Linked DNA regions of Homo sapiens: region 1 is linked to region 2. Evidence: chromatin loops called from intact Hi-C (ENCODE). Cell type or tissue: chondrocyte. All regions are shown on one strand. Each heading gives the region's core, and the rest is flanking DNA. Links, peaks and the distances in the headings are about the cores only.

Evidence for each region. A loop is a pair of places that touch in the nucleus more often than their neighbours do. Peaks named below come from ENCODE experiments on the same cell type or tissue, not always from the same donor. Only the 100,000 strongest peaks of a DNase experiment are listed, where the experiment ranks them.
Region 1: it touches region 2 in a loop (2.4-fold over the local background); 3 of 110 quality-filtered maps call a loop at or near these places.

The regions. Positions count from the first base shown.
Region 1 is chr10:44,042,312-44,052,937 of GRCh38, forward strand. No RefSeq gene overlaps it. Among named protein-coding and RNA genes, the nearest start is that of LINC02659, 140 kb to the left of the region's middle. RefSeq lists enhancers at 1-152, 6,731-6,900. In chondrocyte, for the core only: CTCF peaks have their summits at 2,317 (motif pointing left) and 4,604; no DNase peak of the experiment used is centred there.
Region 2 is chr10:44,858,683-44,869,308 of GRCh38, forward strand. The region is part of intron 2 of TMEM72-AS1 (TMEM72 antisense RNA 1); the gene reads right to left. Among named protein-coding and RNA genes, the nearest start is that of TMEM72, 47 kb to the right of the region's middle. In chondrocyte, for the core only: CTCF peaks have their summits at 6,327 (motif pointing left) and 6,543; no DNase peak of the experiment used is centred there.

The sequences.
Region 1 (10,626 bases), core at 2,272-7,271, 820 kb before region 2:
CCTGGGCTCAGAAACACAGGCCAATCTGCAATGTTATCAGTCTGTCTGGGCCCAGCCTCCTCAGAGTCAAAGTTCCCAGATCCCACAGGGCAGCATCCTCACCCTACTCCAGTGCTAAAGCTGGGATACTGAGCAGGGTGTCAGTAGAAACCCAGACAGAAAGCTGAAATCTCCCGGTTTCCCTGATGCGTGAAGGTGGAGACATTACTTGTCAGATTCCAGCTCCACCTGGAAAGGCCTGGGCAGGATTGGCCACATCAGTGTCTACTGCCTGCTGTGAGACCTAAGGAGTAGCCCATAATGCCCATTCATTCAATCAGCAAACATTCACTGAACATCAGTTCTGTGCCAAGTGCTGCATGGGGCCCTGGAAGAGTAGCAGTGGATAGGACAGACCCAGTTCTTGCTCCTGTGGGCTCATCACACTGTGGCTTGGTAACCCCTCTAATAATGTGGGTGCAGGGGCAAGAATTACAGACCTATTAAGCAAACCTGGTCCCCAATATTCCTTCCTTTCTCCTGTCAGACCCCTAAAGATACAGGGAAAACTGAAATATTGAGCATCAGTTTAGGGGTGCAGAGAAGTTTCAGTGGCAGCTTTGGGGATTTGGAGGACCCGATTTGGAGGTCCCCACCCTGTCCCTCTTTGGTCCTAGCAGGGCTCAGCCCCACATGGACACTTCTGGCTGCATTGCTCCTGTGCCCCCACTTCCAAATGCACAGGTAGGAATCGCCCCTGTTCACTGTGCTGATGCCACCTCCTGGCAGTTTCTTCTCTGATTCTGTCTCCTGTGCCTGGCATGGCTTGGATCCAAATCTGCATCCCAACCTCCCCAATGCACCAGGTAAGTCTTCAAAGATACGAATAAAGGAAATATGTAGGAAACAAAAGACACGTCAATGAAGAGGTGGACCCACATTTTGGGGTCTTCACTGTAGCCAAGGAAAGGATGTTGTGGTCTGTGTTAGGTGAGCCATCTACTCCTATGACTCCAATGTGCCTGACTCCCAGGAAGAGCTCAGCCCAGGGACCCCTTGATTTAGCCTTGTCCATCCCTATTCCCATCCTCAGGGATTTCACTGTTGACATGTTCTCTCCATGACTCAGAGCAGTTGTTCACCTTGTTGGTCAGGTGAGGACACTGGGTCAAACGGGGGACCCGGGTGCCAGTGATGCATCTGGTGAGAGACAGGCACAGGCAGGGACCCAGGCCAGGGCTCCTGCCTCTCGGGCTCTGGCCCTCCCAGTCCATCCCGCCTCTCGGGCTCTGGTCCTCCCAGTCCATCCCAGGGCTTCTCCCTGCAGCATCCTCTGCCCGGGCCCAGGATCTGCTTTGCAGAGGGGAGCAAAGCGCTCTAGGGCTGATGTGGCAAATCTTCTGACAAAAACGTGGCTTTTAGTTTGGCCCTCCTGCTCGGATATTGTTTGAGCCCTGATTCTGGGTGAAAGGCAGAGGGGAGCCCGCGTCTGTCTTGCTGGCTGTCCGAGGCTGGGCACACCCTCCGCAGGGCATGGGCGGTGGGCTCCCATCATTCTGCTCTCACCCAGGGAGCTGGGCACATTTGTGGGCCCATTGTGTGCTGGGCCAGCTGCCAGGCACCTGCTCCACACAGGGCTGTGCCACATCCCCGCTTTCCTGGAATTCAGGGAGTAAGAATGGAGCCGACTCCTTGTTCATTCCGCAATTATTTCTAGCTTCATTTTTCAGGCACCCCCTATGACATTGTTTTCCCAGGAACTCTGAAGCAATGAAACCATGAAACATTCAAACACTATGCATGGACGGTTTATCAAGAAAACAATCACAGAAAAAAGATCCCGCAAATTTTCCCAGTGAGAATTTCAGTGTGGGGAGGAGGAGATGGGAATGGCCAAGGGGAGGGTCAGGTTTCTCCTGAAATGCTGACCAGCTGGACAGGCCTGGGGAAGTGTCCATAAGTGCACGCACAGGCACACAGGGACACTGGGCATGCTCTCCTGTCCTGGTAGGACTCTTCCAACAACTAGAAACACTCATATTTCCTTTTAGATAATTTATGAAGTACTTTTAAACACACCCACTCCCTCAGGGGGAAGATTGTTCAAGCAACAACTTAACTTTTGTTGATGGATTATTGGCTATTAGGGGATATTAGTTCAGCATGTTTTGATTTGTGAGTTTGATTGAGGGGAGCAAAGGAGGCCCAGCTTGTTTAGTAGACAAAGTCTTGGGCTGAGAGGGGCCTGGGCTATGATCCTTCTCCTGGGCGCTCCCTGGGCACCGGCAGGCAGGTCCTCCCTGCCTCATTTCTCCCCCTGGTGTTTGTTCCTGTCATCCTCTCACTCAAAGCTTAAACCAAGGGGGACAGCAGGGCCCTGGGTCTTAGATGCTAGTTGCCTATCCCCTGGGGATGGCTCACAGAGGAGCCAGGGACTACGTGGGGTCAGGCCGTTGCACCAGAACTTGCTGCCCTGGTGTTTAAATGCTGTGACTCTCAGCACTCCAGGGCTAGACAGGCCGCTTGAGGTCCAGAGGGGGCTGGGGTTGGACAGGCTTTCCTCCACTCGCTCGGCCATCTATCTGTCTGTGATCAGCAACGCTGCCCTTGGTCAGCTGCTCAGCGAGGGCAACAGAGTAAGGGTATGCGAGGGAGTTTTTGCCACTTCAGCTAGCAGAAATTTAAGGACTCCCTCAAAGAAGGAAAGGAAAAAGAGGGCATGCTGGGGAATGTAGTTAGAAGGCTGTTGGTCTGCCCCACTGACCATCATTTCTATCTGGGCCCCAAGTGGCTGGGTGGGTGACGGAGGGGCCCAAGACCACAGAAACACACATTTCCTCTGCGAATCTCCTCAATCCTGCAGCTTCAGAGACTAAAAGGCGGAGCTTTTCCTTCGTGGGGAATCCAGATGGCCTGAGTGTTGTTCCCAGGCCCTGGGGCTATACACAGCTCCAGCTGCCGCGTTTCCTCATTTGGGATAATGAAAACAAGGGCTTGGACTGTCTCTGAGCTTTCTAATTGGGCCACCAGCTGATCCACATGGCCTTTTTTCTTTTAACCAACTTGACCTTCTAACATGAGCAGGGAAATGCCTATTTGCTTAAGCTTGTATTTTCCATAGTTATATAGCAAGATCCCATTTTTGTAAGCATAGTTTAGCTTACAGTGTAATGAAGCCCCATTGAGCCATCCAAAAAAAGTGAGTTGGGCTTCCTTCCAGTGTGAGGACCAGGATGCTGGGAGGGATGGAGGTCCTGGGGTGGCAGTGGCTCCTCTTGGGATGTGCACGAGGCTCTGATTCCATCCTGCACAAAAACAATGGCAGATTCACACCACATGGGTGGATCAGGAGGACATCATGCTCAGTGAAATAAGCCAGTCACTGAAGGACAAGTGCTGCATGATTCCACTTCTGTGAGGTTCTTAGGGAAGTCAAATTCATAGAAACAAAAGAATGGTGTTTCCAGGGGCTGCGGGAGGAGGAATCAGGAGCTGTTGTCTAATGGGGATAATTTCAGTTTTGCAAGATGAAAGGAGTTCTGGAGATGGATGGTGGGGATGGTTGCACAACAATGTGAATGTATTTAACGCCACAGAACTGTAAACTGTAAAAGGGTTAAATTAAGATGGTCCATTTTATTTTACGCATTTTTCACTACAATTAAAATGGTCTTGGGGGAATTGAGGCCAGCCAGCCCGTTTCTCCGAGGGGTGTGGAAAATGTCCCTAGGCTTCTGCATCAGCAGTTCTGTAGCCTCTGAGAAACCCACTGCTCTCCACTTCATCCCTGTGGCAGTGCTGATCCTGTACATTCTCATCTGCTAGGAATCCTAATTTATGATTCTGGCATACAATACAGGGCAAGCCTCACTGTGACCCATGTCTGGGGATGGGAACTGGAGCTTGGTTAGTTTGGTACATGCTTTGGTTTTGATAAGAGCTGGATCATGATCCAGTTGTATCTGTGAGGCCTTCCTTTATTCACTTGTTTGTTCTTTCCTTCATCATTCACAAGCTTTTACAGGGAACAGGTTTGGGGCTAGCACTGCACTAGGAAAACGCAGTGAAATCCTTGGTCCCAGACTGTAACGAATGTTGAGTGTGAAATGTACTCACTCCATACAAGGCTGCAGACATTCTGACTTTGAGCTTTTAATTTGTTTCATGGAAGATAAATAGCACTTTGTTTATAGATGAGTCTGAAGAGTAGAGAGCATGTGCCTGTGTATGCCGATGAAACTCCTTGCTACTTCATCTTTGCCATAGGGTCCCTGTGTGCCTCTCCTCGTCACTAGGGTGCCCATGCGGGAGAGCAGGCAGGAATGCTTCCAGGTACACACTGAGGGAGGGGCATGCTGGAAGCTGATAACACATGTTTAGCATAAAACCTTACTAACTCACTGTGAACAATGACTCAGTTCAGCCTGCAGGAGCCAGAAAGGCCCCCGGCGAGCTCTCTGTTGGAACTGGCATCTGCTCTAGTGGAAGAATTGTTTCTTTGAGAAAAGAAAACACACATGCATTATGGGAGGCAGAGCTGCCTCCTCAGCACCTCTGTCAGGCTCTAGCTCCTCAAAGAATGGCAAAGGGCGGGGAGGCTCAGGATCATATTGGCCGATAGAATCCTGCCCACTTGTGGAATTGGCTGTGCCAACGCAGGGCTATTTAGCCATTGCACAGACAAAATAGGAAACACACATTTCCTATAGCAGTGGGCAATGGTGCATTTCTATTGGTTTTATCAAACAAACCTTAAGCTCTTCGCCTTTTCAAAACTTAGAGAATAGGACCGTTTATATTTCGTGTGAACCTCGCCTTCCTAAACACAAAGGCCAATCTCAGAAGCCTGAAAACCCCGAAACAACGTTTGGCAGGAATCTCCATTCAGAGCAGGAAGGTTGTGTTTATATTCTTCTCTCTAGACCAAAGGCTCTTGCAGGGCTGCTGTTTATTTTTCTGTCTCAAAGAGCAGAGCCGCCAATATAATATAAAATAGGTAATATAATAAAAATACTTCATAAATCAGAAGCTCTGCTCAGTTAGGTCCATGCTCTGTCGACTCTGAAATAAACTTGTGGGCGCCCTTGCTGGCTTCATTTCCTCTTGGTTTCTTCATCAGTGTGCTGCCAGAGTCATCCTTCGGTTTGTTTCCGTTAATTCCCCCAGCCCATCCTGCACCAGGTCAGTCCCGCTGCAATTAGGAGTGAACTTTGTCTTGATCTGCAATGTGGCGTGGAGGGAAGTGTTTTCCTTCCCTCTCCTGGTGGAGTGGAGAAGCCGAATCTGCATAGCAGCAGGCACTACCGGCCAATCAAACGCACATCCATCATCCGTCACGGGAAGGTCTGGTTCTCACAATGGCGCTTTCCTTAGTAAAACTGGCCTTTCCTCTTGGGTAAATGTTTCCTTTAGAAAGCAATACATTGTGTAGTGGACAGTTAACTGCGAATAAGGGACACCTCAAATGCCAAGATTTTGGGGGCATCACCTTGCTCCTTTGGCATGAAGACATGCTGGAAAGAGGATTTTGTGAATGTCTACTCCCATCACCTGGCGCTGTGGGCCTGCCCCTGGGATGCAGGCCTGTTTTCACATACCCCCATCTCCCCTTCACGCCCGTGCTTTTGTTCTACAGACATTCTGATTGGAACTTCTCTCTATATTAATCTCAAACCTGCCCCAGTCTTTAGCTGTCAATCCCTGATTCTAATTCTGTTGTCTGAATTGCAACAGAATAAATGCATTTTTTTCCCATGTGATTGGTCTTCAAAAATCCAAAGACTTCTAGAATGTTCTCCCAAGTCTACACTTCTCCAGGTTAACTACATTTCTTCAGTGCTTCCTCAAACCTCCCAGACTCTTCTCCCATCGTTTCTTCTTCCAATGTGTCCGATGTTGGTGGTCATCACTCCTAAAATGTTGCATCTGGAATGGACCGCAAACTTCCAGACAGGGATCTGACTGTGTTGTTAGAAACATCCCCTGCCGTGGACTCATATTGTGCAGACACTATTGAACTTACACATTCTTAGGTCCCCTTTTGTTTGTTTGTTTTGTAAATAAAAACCATTATTTGTATTTCTTTATTCAATGATTTATTTCTTGTCTTCATTCCTGAAAGGATTTAAGGTGTCTCTTAAAAATATAATGCCATATGTAAACTAGCAAAGGGATAGTATGAATAGGGAAACTATGGACAGACAAAAGTTTATACTGGCCATAAAATGCATTCCAGAATGTCCTGCAACCTTGCTATAGGTGACCCACACATGTGGCTGGGTTTCCTAGCAACAAGAAGAAAGGAGGTAACATCATTTGCATGTCAGGGTGCCCATAAAGAAAGCACAAGCCAGTGGCTCAGGACAGGCATAGCTATTTCTGGTACTGAGACCTAAGAGAAATATTCCTCATAGGTCTTGATAGAGGACACTAGGTGATGTAGCTCTCAATGACATCCTTAGAGCAAACACAGTCCATTTCCTAAGAATTTAGGTTGCTTTCAAAGTCCCTGAACTGTTGCTGATCTTATGCCCTATCCAGCGTGATGGTTTTGGCAATTGATTTTTTTGTGACAAATACTTATCCCTGCTACATTTTAATGTGTATTTTAGGGAATTCATATTGAAAAAGGAAAATTGAGAAGCTGAATGAGAGCACCCATTTCACTCAGTGTCCCATAGGGCGCCCTTTGATTTTGGAAATTGTCTTGATATTCATCCCATTTGCAGTTGGATCACATTCTTATAACATTCCCCCGGGGCCCTGTTATTATTGTTATATTTTAAAATGAAACATGTTTTGAGGCCAGGGACATTTGTAAGAGGCTCTCTGTTCTGATTTTTAGTTCCAGGCAGGTCTAGCTAGAACCTGGGATTATGCAGGGCATCTGTCCCTCTGAGGTATAGAACAACCTCTACTCTCCTGAAGCCCTAGATCCCAAATGTCTCCATCCAGGTACAAGCAGAAGGGAAGGGTGGGGCTGTTTCCATATGACAGCCTGAGAAGCTCCTGTGACAGGGAGAGAAGATAGCCTGGTGGAATTCCTCTAGTCAGGGACGTGGGCAGGGTGGAGGGATTCTCATGTGGATGGAAGTAATACACTAACCTGAGTGAATGCTCACACACCTTCATGTGCTGGGCACCAGGGCCCTCGCCCTCTCACTGCTCCTCCAGCTGGGCCTGCTGGCAGTGAGGCTCTATCTCTACCATCTGCTCAAAACTACTCACACTTATTTCAGTGTAGCTCGGTCATTCTAACAGCTCATTTTGTGTTTTGGCCTCAGTGATTTTATGTGTCAATGGCCAGATATTTGGTCAAACATTATTCTGGGGGTTTCTATGAGGGTGTTTTTGGATACGATTAGCATTTACATTCATGGACCGAGTAAAGCAGATTGACTTTCCCAATGTGTTAAAGGCCTGGAAAGGACAGAAAGGCTGGCCCTCCCACCAGCCGCCAGTAAGAGAGACCTACTGCCTGACAGTCTTCATGCTGGGCATTGGCTTTTCCTGCCTCTGGACTCAGACGAAATGCGAAGTCTTCCTGCCTCTCAAGCCGGCTGGCCTTCTGACTGCAGCACCAGTGGCTCTCCAAGGTCTCTGGATTACTGCTGCAGGTCTGGGGGCTTCTCAGCCTCCACAGCCATGTAAGCCAATTCCCATGCTAACTCTCTGCATCTATGTGTGCCTCCTATTGGCTCTGTTTCTCTGGAGAACCCTGACTCTAATGGGCAAAACTGACTGCTTTTCGACTCATTACCTCCCCCATGCCCCCACAGCAGACTCTGTGCTGGGGTCAACAGCCTTGGTTGCTCTGTCCACCCACCCTTCAGCACTGCTTGTGGTCAGTCCATGCAGAGGGAGCGGTCTGGGCTTAGGTTTGGAAACATCTCTTTGTCATCCCAGCAACTTACTATGTGCTTTCTTAATCTTCATCAGTTTCTTCCTGCATCTGCACAGGCCATCCTAAAGCACTAAACCTTCTTCTTTGCTTTTTTTTCTTTAAGAGATGGGGTACTGCTCTATAGCCCAGACTGGAGTACAGTGGTGTGATCATAGCTCACTGCAGCCTCAAGCTCCTGGGCTCAAGTGACCCTCCTGCCTCAGCCTCTCTAATAGCTGGGAGTACAGGTGTGTGCCACTATGACTGGCTAAGTTTTAAAAATTTTTTTGTAGAGTTGGGGGTCTCACTATGGTGCCGAGGCTGATCTTGAACTCCTGGCCTTAAGTTATCTTCCTGCTTCAGCCTTCCAAATTGCCAGGATTGTAGACGTGCCCATAGACACTGTGCCCAGCCGGTATCTTCCTTCCTCATGTTAATATCAGCCATACGGGTAAGCATTTGTGTCCCCTCTCTGGCAAGCTGCCATACCTGAATTTCATGCATTCCAATTTTAACCATCAGTATCTCTAGAGCTTTTTTCATCTCTATGCTTCTCTGAAAGCTTCAAAAATTATTTATTCAGTAAATGTCAGTAAGGTCCTTGAAAAGAGTGAGGTTTCAGGAGGTGTTTTGAAGGAGAGGAATAGGAGACTTTTTATTCCTGGGGGTTCCCCCATGGTGAAGAAGTTAACATAAAAGGGCACATAGCATTCGAGTCTGGAACTTGAGATACTCTCCTCCAGACAAATCACCTATTTTCCCAGTGAAAATGGTCACAACTTTACGTTCCACTCTAGATAAGAGCGCTCAGGCACAAATCATTCAGGCAACTTTCCCAACTCAGGGTGAGGGGAAAACAAAACTCCAACAATATCTGGGACAGCGAAGTGGGATTGATTCAATTTCATCTTGAACTGGGTCATCACTGCTCCCAACCTGCAACAACAAAGAAACAGGGATAGTTTCTATTCTGTTTCCATTTAATGATGACCCAAAACAAGAGAAAGGGTACAGCAGAAAGGGTTTATTTATTCTGATGGAAGAACCAGCTGGCAAATCTGCCTCTGTGTGTCTGCAAAGCCCATCTGGGATGAGTCCACAGGCCCAGGGTGCTGTGTATGCCTGGCGAGGGTGGCAGCTGCCCAGATCTGCTCTTTCTGCTTGGCAAGTGCTTTGGCTTGGTCCTGAACAAGAACGTGAACTATGTCAGAAGTTTTAGGGGCACTATCCATCTAAAAACATTATGCACGTGCTAAGCACATATACACTGGTATTTATCATCGTAAGCACATCAAACTCGAGTGTCTCAATCATCACACGACTCTGTGATATAGAAATTATTATTAACAGTAGCATGATCTCCATTTCCCAGGTGATGTCATTGAGGTTTGAAGAGTGTAAGTTCCATTTGCAGTAACGGCCTTGAACCTGTCTGAGATCCACTTGGCTCTGTTTGCTCATCAATCCTCTGACTATTGCTCTCTATCACTCCCGTTGCCTTGGGCATCAGGCCAGGACTACCCAGTGTGACCTGAGTCACTGCTCCTTCTTGGTATGGGAGTACTGATGGTCGCCACATTCAGAGACATCGGGGCTCCCAGAAGCAGCAGCCTCAGCTTTGGAGAATGGGGTCAACAGCTTCTGGTAGCTGTTCACCTGGAGAAATGGGGGAGAGTGGGAATTCTTTAAAAGATGACACATGCTTTGTTATTTCTGGCACTCACGGTGCTGAACTCGTTTCAGCTGAGTAAGCACTAGTGACTCAACTCCAAGGCACACCGTAGACTTCATCTCACACTGTGCGGGATGTTTAAGGGTTATTGAGTACTTTCTTTATGGCCCCTTAAGATCTGTGAAATAAATCTCTGCCGTTGGCAAACACACTGAGGGCTTTCCATCTCCATGCCCGATTGAAATGTCAAAAGTATGTCAAAAAAGCATAGCTTCTCTTGTTTAGGAGGCTTGATAGAACAAAACCAATGATGAATGCAAACCAGCTTGAGGCTTTGCCAGGAACCTCTGTGAAAATACATAGACTTCCATCTAGTATTGTTTTTTATATGTTAGCATGGAAACCAGCTTGGTTTACAAGTCTAAGCATCTAGTAGACATGTGAGATCCTTGGGTGCTCTGAAGTAGCAGTCTGAGGTTCAAGTATCCTCTCTGTATGGAGGGACTGCCCAGAACTCTTCTTCCCAGGGAGCTCAGTTGCTCAGAAAAGCTGCTGCAGGGGATGGTCTGATTTGGGGACAGCACATTTGGCTTCCTACCTTGTAGTTCTTGGAGACAGGAAATACTTTGATATGAGTTTAACCAGATCTTTTACATTGCTGTTTTATAGATGAGAAAATTTGAGACCTGGAATGCATTTCTTGCTAAGGTAAAGCAGCTAGGATTGGTGTGGGAGGCATCCAGAAGGGGATAGGCTCCCTCTAAGTGGGTGATGCACCAAGGGAGGAAGCACAGGGGGCAAGCAATGAGAGCAGGGACCTCCCTTTGAGTGGAGTGGTGGCATTGGGATGCACATGGACACTATTCATAGAGCTGGGTGAGTGCAGGGCCACTAGTCGTCATGACTGGGTGGGGAGACATCTGAGAGATGATGAGTCTGCAGAGGGAATGCGGGCAGCCTCTCTTGCGCTTGGGTATTTTCTAAGCTGGGGTGGGTGGGTAATGAGGGGTGCAGTTTGCATCAGAAGAGCAGAGGAGGCATCTGGAGAGGTGGACATGATGGCTGACTGGGTTTAAGGCAGTGGTTCTCAACC
Region 2 (10,626 bases), core at 3,707-8,706:
TAAGAGACCTGAGGGCCAGGTGTGGTGGCTCACGCCTGTAATCCCAGCACTTTGTGGGGCCAAGGCAGGTGGATCAGGAGGTCAGGAGATCAAGACCATCCTGGCTAACATGGTGAAACCACATCTCTACTAAATATACAAAAATTAGCCGGGCGTGGTGGCACAAGCCTGTAGTCCCAGCTAGTCGGGAGGCTGAAGCAGAAGAATCACTTGAACCCAGGAGGCAGAGGTTGCAGTGAACCAAGATCACACCACTGCATTCCAGCCTGGGTGACAGAGCAAGATTCTTGTCTCAAAAAAAAAAAAAAAAAAAAAAAAGAGAGAGAGAGACCTGAGCTAGCTTGCTCCCTACCTCCCTGCTCTCCCTTATGTGAGACCACAGCAAGGTGCCATCCCAAACCTGAAAAGGGCCCCCTACATACCACATCTCCCAGTGCCTTGATCCTGGACTTCCCAGCTCCAGAACTCTGAGAAGTAAATGTCTGCTGTTTAAGCTTCCCAGCCTAGGGTGTATTTGTTACAGCAACTCAAGCTGACTGAGACAGTGACTCACCCTCTAGCCTGTTCTGCAAGAAGGAGAATCAGGAGTTATGTAGCAGGAACACAAGGGAATAAAATCCTCAATATTCAGTTCTTCAACTTCCAAGCTGGGTCTTGAAATTCAAATATTAAACAACAGAGAGAAAAGTCAAAACTTGGAATTTACCAGAGCCAAGTTGTGGTAAAACAATTTGGAATTCTAAAGGTAAAGCCCCAGGGAAGTGGGGACTACTTTTTCTTTCACAGATTAGAAAGAGAAAAGAGGGTTGGGGAGAAGAGATGAGTGTCAGTTGCTAGAACTGGGAGAAGTGGGGAGGCTGGGGCCTGAGGCCACGCAGAGAGAAGGGTCGTCACTGAAGGACTCCCCAGGCCCTTCCATCCCAGCGCCCTGAGCCACTAAATCAATCGCCTTTTGTGAGTGGCCTTGCAGGTCTCCTGTGTGGGAAGCCAAGTGAGCTGAGGCTGTCACAGCCATCAAGTGAGGTCCACGCAGACATCGTTCTCTGTGTGCTGCACAGGGACCAACCCGCAGATGTGACTCCCCCCAGTACCCATCCACACAATGCCATCTACCAAGCACCACTTCCAACTCTCACAGATGCCTTGGGACAGAGGCTGCTGTCTCTAACACCTAGAGGGACTGTTCTTGCAGTGTCTGTGTCGCAGGTACTGGACAACTTAACATGAGTGTGACTTAGTCCCATCACTGTCATCACCATACTTCGTTTTATGGGTGAGCAACAAGACCCTAACCTTCGTGACTTCCACTTGGTATGGAGCTTAGAGGAAAGTGACAGGGATGAAGGTCTCTCCTGTCCAGCCCCACCATCTTCAGGAATTGGGGGCTTTCCCTCTAGCCCGCCTTTGCCCCTCTAAGTGATTGACACACTGCACTTGCCTTCCCATCCAGGGGACCCCGCTGGGCCAGGTGCCATTGTCTGCTGTGACCCTCCCCGTGTGTGTGTGTGTATGTGTGTGTGTGTGTGTGCAGGGTGTGTGTGTGTGTGTGAGCATGTAGCTGTAAATAGTACTTTCCTGATTTAAAAATGCCAGGAAAATCCCAAAACACAGAGATTTAATGTCCGTTTATTCCCTTGGGGCAATGTTGCCTCCACTAAAATGGTAAAGAAAAAAATGAATGATAGAAAGAACTCATTGTGTCAGAGGGGTACTCGCATGTTTGCATTTTTACCCTCTATTCTTTGCCACAGTAGGAACTTGCTTTTTTCTGAGTGTACACACAAACACACACACACACACACACACACACACATACTCAGTGCTGTACTAGGCTCCTGCTGACTGTCCTATCATAGTGTTTCCTACAGAACCATCTCACGTCTCTCTGGGCTGATTGTCTTCTACAATCAATAAATGGTTCAAAGACTCACAAATTCTGTAGATGGGCCTTTGAAGAGGGCTGCACAGTCTCCCAGCTGACCTCAGGATGAGCTTCAGGCCATGTGAATGAGAAAGTGCACAGAGGCCCCTGCAGGGACCCTGGTGCCTGACGCTTCCCCCAGAGCCAGGCTGCCCAGGTCCCAGCCTTGTAGCTCACAAGCTGTGCGACCTTGGGCAGGTGCCTTTCTCTTTCTGAATCTCAGTTTCTTCCTTGGTAACTGGAGATGATATTAAATAGCACCTGCCTCCTAGAGTTGGCGTGGGATTAAACAGTTAGAACCAGAACAGTGTTTACAGCAGCACCTTTGGTATAGCAGGGCAGGAGCTCCAGATCTTGGTCCTGAAGGCTCAGGCCCTGGGGCCTGGAGACTAAAGCAGCATTCAGAGCTTTATGACCACAAGTAGCTACGCTCCCGCCTGAGCCTGTTGTCTGGGCCTTTGGTGTCTCTGTGGTTATGTCCCTCGGTCCTGATTCCTTTTTTAGGTTTCCAAGAGGAAGCTTCTTGTTGAGCCTGTGAACCCTGACCTTGGACCCCTGCTCATCTGGCCCACCCGGACGCCACGCCTGCTCTGTTTGGGGGTTCTCTCCCATCCCCACCCTTGCTTGGCAGCTGCTCCCATCAGACAGGTCCTCCTGTTCATCCCCAGACTGGGAGTGCAAACCCTGCTCAGGGCTCCTGTGGCCACAGGCACCCCCAAGGCAGAGAAGGAAGCCAGGAAGGAGAAGGCTCTGCAAACTCCTGGAAACAGTTAAGAGATGAAGAAAATTACACCACTTGAACTCTACTGGCCAGAGTCCTGGGAAAGGCAAACTCTCCTTGGGCCAAAGTGGAGGGAACCACCCCACCCCTCCACAGGCATCATGAACATGGCCCATTGGAATGCGCTGAGATTCACAATGACTTGATAAGGATCTGGGGGCTGAAAGCTCAGCAGGATGACTCTGAGCTGGACCCAGCCCCACCCTGGCGGTCCCTGCCACACAGCAGTCAGTTTGGAGCCACGTGGCTGCCATTCCTGGTGACTTCCCAAAGCTACTGCAACTTTTTAAAAAGATAAGCACATTTCCATGGTGTTTTTAACATCCTTTAATGGTTTTCAGCTTTCTTTTCAATATATAATTACTGAAAAAATCACTATGAATAATAACCAGAAACCACCAAAACCTACATGCAAAGTAGTATGCTAAAAACTTTACTCATTATCTTGTCTAATGTTTCATAATCTGCATGAAGCAGGTAGTACTGTCATCCCCACTTTACAGAGGAGGAAACTGAGGCCTAGAAACAGGCACACAGCCAGTAAGTGGCAGAGGCAAGACAGGAGCCCAGCTCCTTCTCCACCAACTATTTTGCTGGATCATCGTCATCATCAGCATTTTCTGGTGCCTGCTACACCATCCTCTGCTTCTCAGGGACATGTCTGAAGCCACAGAATCACTGTCCCTGCCGGAGGCCAGATTAGATTCAGCCCGTGCGTAGCTCACATTCTAGGGTGTCAGAGGGAGTGTCTTTCTCCGTCCTGCAGCCACAGCCATCAGCAGCACTCTCTCTCTGGCCTCCCAGGGCTTCCTCTAAGAAGCCCCCACGGGCACTGCAGGTGGCTGGCCTCCAGGAGCACACAGCTCTCGGAGTTCCAGGTGTTCCCCTGAGAGCAACCTGCTTGGGCACTGCAGGCTGCTGGGGTTGCCGGTGATGACTTCCTTTCCATTTCTGTTCTCGATGTCGTGAGGCAGTCTTCCTGATCTCTGCTCCCCAACTCCCTCCCATGGTTGAGAAGGCCCTGGCTCTCCATATTAAATCTCTCTCTACTTGAAATAGCTGGAGCACTTCTGCTTTCCCACGAACCCTGACCAAAGCCTCCCAGCCCCAGCTACAGCTGACAGGCTCAAGAGCACCACAGGCTCTCAAGGCTGGCCTGGCTCCTCCACACACAACCCCTGCAGATCTCTACTCACTCCAGACTCCCCCTGCCTCTGGCCAAGGCCCTGCCTTCCTGCCTTCAAGCTGGGCGCCCATTTCTCCAGGAAGGCTTTTGTGACCGGGCTTCATGTCCCTTGCACCCTGTGTATTGATCTTCCTGCTTGATGCCAAGCCCTATGAACACAGCAATTCTATCTGGCTTTGTACACTATTGTACCCAGCACAGGGTCTAAAAATACTTTTTGCATAAATGAATGAGTAAATGAAAAATTATTGAGTAGTCTTTGAGATCCTGATGCCATGAGTATAGAGAAAGAGAATATATGCATCTTAAATCCATTAAAGTTTGATTTAAAATGCACATTGGCACTGGCTGAAAGCTGGGTGGGCTCCATGGGGTACAAAGACAAGCCCACCAGGAGCCGAGAGTTGAGGAGTATGAACAGGCACAGGTCTCCGTGCAGCTGCAGTATGTTACAGCTTCTGGTGACTTCTGCCACCCTTTGTCCCTCTAGGGTCTGTGTTCCTGCCAAGAGAAAAGGCAGTGGCAGGAAGGAGGCTGCTCCAGATGTCAGAAAGGCTTAGCGAATGGTTTACTGTAGTTCACGAAATTTCTACAAGAGTAACCAATTGGCATCAGCTCCCTGAGCTGCCTGCTTAGAGAAGGAGCTTATGGCACTAAACCATTTTTGTATATTCCATCAAGATCTAGGAAAGCAGATTTCCTTTTTCAAAAAGCAGAGAAACTGTCCCACCCTGCAGTCATTGTGAGTGCAGAGGGACGGGGAGCCAGCGATCCATGAATTGCCAAGCCAGATTGCAGCTATAACCAGATTTTAGTTTGTGAAGGTCTTTTACAGACCTTTTTATACCCTATCCAGTGAGTATGAGTTAGGCTGGAGAGCAAAGGAATTGGAGCTTTTCCACACCACACACGGTTTGCGGTTGGCCCCCACCAGGTGGCTCCCCTGGCGGAGGACTCTGCGCTGCCTGCACCTGAGCGTAGCTGGGGCTTGCGGTGTGCGTCAAAGTGGCTGCGGAGTTCTTGTCTATAGAAACTGTTCAAAGTAACCACCTGAATTACTCCTACCATACTCTTTCTTTGACCTTTTATTTCTTTTAAGCATAACGTCAGCACTGATTTGAAATCATCAAGTAACTTCAACCAACGTAAAAATCCTGAGTTGCTTAAAAAGGAAAGAAAGGCTGCCCCCAAAGTGACAGGCTTTCTAACTTGCCTGTGTCTTTGCACCTATTTCCCTAGGACGCGGGAACGCCCCTTTCCCACACCCACTTCATTCTCCTCCCTGTGCCTCACGTTCTGGGAACATCCTCCTCTTGACTGCATTTCTTAGCCTCCCCGGGCTAGGGAAAGTGTGGTCTCCCTTTCAGCAACCTCAGTTCCATATACATTTCTTTCTCTCAGAATGTCTGATGCTATACTGCATTTATTGGTTTTCTTGTTTCTCTCCCTAGTAAACAGGACATTTTTTGAAGTCCTGCTGGCACATATGCAGTCCTCACACAACGCCTGGTGGATGATTGATTCATTTTAAGAGAGCAGATGAGCTAGGCTGTCTACAAATGTGTCGGATCCAGCTCCCGCCATCCTTCCTTCGCAAAGCAGAGCTTGCCAAGCCTGCGCACCCACGGGCTGCCTCTCTTCAAAGGGCGGAGCCTGTGCAGTGAGCGTTTGGCCACCTGGTCGCACACCGAGTGCTCGTCAGCGCGCATGGCCTGAGCGTTCTGCCCTGACACTCGCTGGCCTCTGGGCGCTTCTGTCTTTGACAACGTCCTGAACACTGTGGGAAGGCTCACTAGCATTCCACTCCTTCCCTAATGTGGAGTGGGTGTGATTTGAGGGGTTTGGCCCCCACCCCAGCTGCAGGGGTAAGTCACACTAGTTTGGGCTAATTAGCAGAATCTCATCTCCTTAGCGCAAACAACATTGATTCAAGAATGATCAGGGATCCCAGCCCAAACCAAGCCTTGCTGCAGCAATCAGCCGCTCTTGGGTTTGGGGGGAGGATACGGCGTGTGTCCCAAGGTGGGTCCACCCAGCGAAGCCAGTATTCCTCCTTGATGACTTTGGAAAGAGTCTCTCTCTCGTTCCGGAGGGTGTGATGTGTGAGGTTGGAACCACGAGGGACACCAGCTTGAGAACAAAGCCAAACTAAGGGGCGGGCGGAGCCAAGACGGAGGAGGCGAGTCCGGAGCAAACATACCGGATCTCAGGAGCCCCGTGACTGCTGCTCTTGGCTGACTCGTCACAAAGCATCCAGACGCGTCTCGGCCCTGCGTCCAAGACGCAAAGTTGTGCGGCAACCAAGCCTAGAGCTAAGCAGTCACCAGGAGTGGAGACAAAAGCAGTGAAAGGATGGGAGCGAAAACACGGATCCCGAGAACGAAGCCACGAGTGCAAAGCCGGGCGTTGTGCAAACTATCCCGGGCCTCTGCTGCCCCCTGGCGGACGCCGCGCGGGAGCCCAGAACCGGAGCGCTCTGAGCGAAGCCGACTCCATCCGACACCGCCGCCTCCCAGAGGGCTGCCCTGGGAAGTCACTGAAAACAGCCTGCGGAAGATTTCTCCTGTGTCACGTGGGGGGAAGAACAGCCGCTACCTGTTAGATTGCCATGAGGTTGAATGGCCAAAATGGATAACCGGGACCAGAGTTATCCTCCCACCTGAAAGAAGCAGGAGGAAACCAACAAAACTATAGAAACAACCGTTTTCAAAACCCAGCACACCAGATGCAGAGGACAGTGATCCTACTACCCAGACAGTTTCCGGGCCACAGCACAGGAGGTGCGGGAACCCGGACAGGGCTTGACCCCATGAGCTCACCCTCACGAGTTGAGGGACTAAGCCGAGTCCTCAGGGCAGGCACGGCGTCCCTGGAGGAAGAGGGGGCTGCACAGACACAACTCCAGTGATCCACAAAGGCTGCGGCCAGGGTGCAGCAGGGCGGCTCAGCACGTGCAGGCGAGGAAGCTGCCAGAGGCCCAGAAAGATCCCCGTGGGGCTGGAGGGAAGATCCGCCTGTGTTTGCACAGGGCGGGAACAGCGCCTCCCCCATCAGCCAGACTGCAGGCTCACCACTCAGGAGGCACGGGACAGCCCTGCTTCAGGGGTGGGAGCAGTTATTACTAAACGCAGCTCTATCCCCATCTGAGAAACGTCAAAGGCAGGACCGGAAAGCATCAGACTGTTACAAAGTAACTTAACCGTACCCCAGAACAAAGCCTGAAAATACACACAGGAAAACAAAGACATCCAGCACACAACAAGAAAAAAGTGGCAATGTCTACCACCCAGTAAGAAATGACCATGCATGAAGTGAGGGAGAAAAAAATTACCCATAATGAAGAGAAAATGCAATCAGTGGACGAAGTGCCAGGACACAACCTGTCAAAATGGGTGGGATTTGGCTAAAGCAATACTTAGAGGGAAAATGATAGCACTACACTAGGTTAGAAAGGAAGAGGGATCTCAAATCTCAGCTTCCGCCTTAAGAGCGAATTAAACCCAAAGTAAGAAGAAAGGAAACAAGAAAATTCAGAGCATAGGCCAGGTGCAGTGGCTCAAGCCTGTAATCCCAGCACTTTGGGAGGCCGAGATGGGCAGACTATTTGAGGTCAGAAGTTTGAGACCACCCTGGCCAACATGGTGAAACCCCGTCTCTACTAAAAATACGAAATTTAGCTGGGCGTGGGGGCGTGCACCTATAATCCCAGCTACTCGGGAGGCTGAGGCAGGAGAGTAGCTAAAGCCCGAGACGTGGAAGTTGCAGTGAGCAGAGATCGCACCACTGCACTCCAGCCTGGGTGACAGAGACTCTGTCTCAAGAAAGAAAGAAGAAAGGAAAGGGAAAGGGAAAAGGAGAGAGAAAGAGAGAAAGAAAGATCAGAGCACGAAAGGAAAAGAAAGAGAGAGAAAGAAAGAAGAAAGGAAAGGGAAAGGGAAAAGGAGAGAGAAAGAGAGAAAGAAAGATCAGAGCACGAAAGGAAAAGAAAGAGAGAGAAAGAAAGATTACAGCAGGAAAGGAAGAGAAAGAGAGAGAGAAAGGAAGATCATATCATAAATCAGTGGAATAGAAAGGAGAAAAACAAAAGGGACAAATCAATGAAATTAAAAGCTGGAGTTTTTTGTTTGTTTTTAGAAGATCAATAAAATTGATAAACTCCTGGTCAGGTTGATCCCCCCAAAAAAGAGAAAAGACTCAAATTACTAAAATCAGAAATGGGAATTGTGATATCTATCACTATAGATTCTACAGATGTTAAAAAGAAAATTAAGAGCATATTATGATAAACTTAAGACCAATATATATGACAAATTAAATATAATAGACAAATTCCTTGAAAGACACTATCGGCACTTAAGAGTAAACAGATAATCTGAATTAGTCTTATGTCTATTTTTTACATTAAACTTGTACTTTAAAACCTTCCCACACAGAAACCTCCAGGCCCAGATAACTTTATTATCCAACTTAGGAAGAATGAACATCAATTCCATACACACTCCTGGAAAATTGTAAAAGACAGAACACTTCTCAAATTGTTTTACTCTGGTACCATGACCAAAGACATTACAAAGAACGAAAACTATAGACTATTATCTCTATGAATATGAATGCAAATTTTGTGTGTGTGTGTATATACACACATATATATATATTATTTTATTTTGTTTTATTTGAGACGGAGTTTTGCTCTTGTCCCCCAGGCTGGAATGCAGTGGCATGATCTCGGCTCACTGCAACCTCTGCCTCCCAGGTTCAAGCGATTCACTTGCCTCAGCCTCCTGAGTAGCTGGGATTACAGGCACGCCACCACACCCAGCTAATTTTTGTATTTTTAGTAGAGACAGGATTTCACCACGTTGCCAGGCTGGTCTCAAACTCCTGACCTCAAGTGATCTGCCCACCTTGGCCTCCCAAAGTGCTAGGACTACAGGTGTGAGCCACCGCACCTGGGTCTATATATACACTTTATACCAAAATACACTTTAAACAAAATTTCGGCAAATGAAATCAAATCCAACAGTATGAAAGATCATAACCAAATGAGTTACATGCCAGAAATGCAAGGTTGATTTATAATTTGAAAATCAATTAATGTGATTCAGCATATTTTGAAATTAAAAAAGAGAAACCACAGAAGTGTCACAATAGACATAGTAAAAGCATTTTCAAAAATCTAACATGCATTCTGGACATAAACTCTCTCAACAAACTAGGAGTAGAAGGAGCTTCCTCAACCTGGTACACGGCCTCTACAAAACCTTCTGTCCACATTACCATTAATACTAAAAGACTTAATGCTTTTCCCCTAAGATGAAGAACAAGACAAAACTATGTACTCTTACAACTTCTTTTCAACATTTTTCAACATTTTCTAGCAAATACAATACAGCAAGAGAAAGAAATAAAAGGCATTGAGATTAGAAGGGAGAAGTAAAACTGTCTTTATTCATAGATAACAGGATTTTCTATATTGAAAATTCAACGTGGCCTACACAAAAAGATATTAGAATTAACAAGTGAGTTTAATAAGGTTGCAGGATAGAGGATCAATATACAAAAACCAATTGTTTTATATTTTCACTAGCAATGACAATCAGAAATTAAAATTTAAATCTAGTATCATTTAAAATAGCATCAAAAATATGAAATACTTAGAGATACATTTAACAAATGATATGAATGAACTGTACACTAAAAACCATAAAACATTGCTCAGAAAAAAATTTTAAAGAGCTCAAAAAATGGAAGATACGTTGCATTCATGGATCAGAAAATATAATACCACTAAGATGTCAATTTGCCCTCAAATTGATATAAAGATCAAAAGACCCCCTCCCTGTACCCTAGATTCCTCTCTACCTCCTGGCATCTCCACTTGAATATCTAATACCACTAATATGTCACTTTGCCCCCAAAATGCAAAAAAAAAAAAAAAATGAAACTTCTAGAAGAAAATATAGAGAGAACTATTTGTGAGAAGCTTACTGAGGCGATTCATTCAATGAAATGCCACTCAGCAGTAAAAAGAAATGATCAGTCCCCATATAAGCCCCCAAAGCAGGGAGTAGGGGGGTTTGTAGAAACTGACAAAGTTATTCTGAAAGACAAATGTCCCTAAATAAGAAAAGCTACACATGGCCCAGACACATAAGAGCAACTGAGATTTGACAAAGGTGCAAAGGTAATCCAACGTGGGAAAGATAGTCTATTCCAGTCTATCAAATGGAAACAATTTGATATCCATATGAATCAAAATGAATTAAATTCATATTTTGCAGCACCTACCAAAATTCACTCAAAACAAAACAATGAATCTTCTATAAGCATATATAGGAGGAACTATTTGTGATAAGCTAATGTGGTGATTCATTCAGTGGAATGCTACTCAGCAGTAAAGAGGAATGAACCATCGATACAAGCAACATGGAAAAAAGTCATAATCATTATGCTGACTGAAAGCAGCCAGACAAAAAAAAGGGTTTTTGTTAGATGCTATTTATATAAAATTCGAGCAGACTAAGCTATACTGATGGAAAGCAGATATTTTGTGGAGAGGCTCCCCATGTGCAGAGACGCAATGGGGAGGGCAGAATGGAGGACTAGAAGGGACAGGAGGCAATGTGTGGGGTGACGGATAGGGCCACTATAGTGATTGTGGTGGTGATTTCATAGATGTAGACATATGTCGGAACTTAGATCGTGCACTTTAAACATGTGCAATTTATTCTGTGTTGT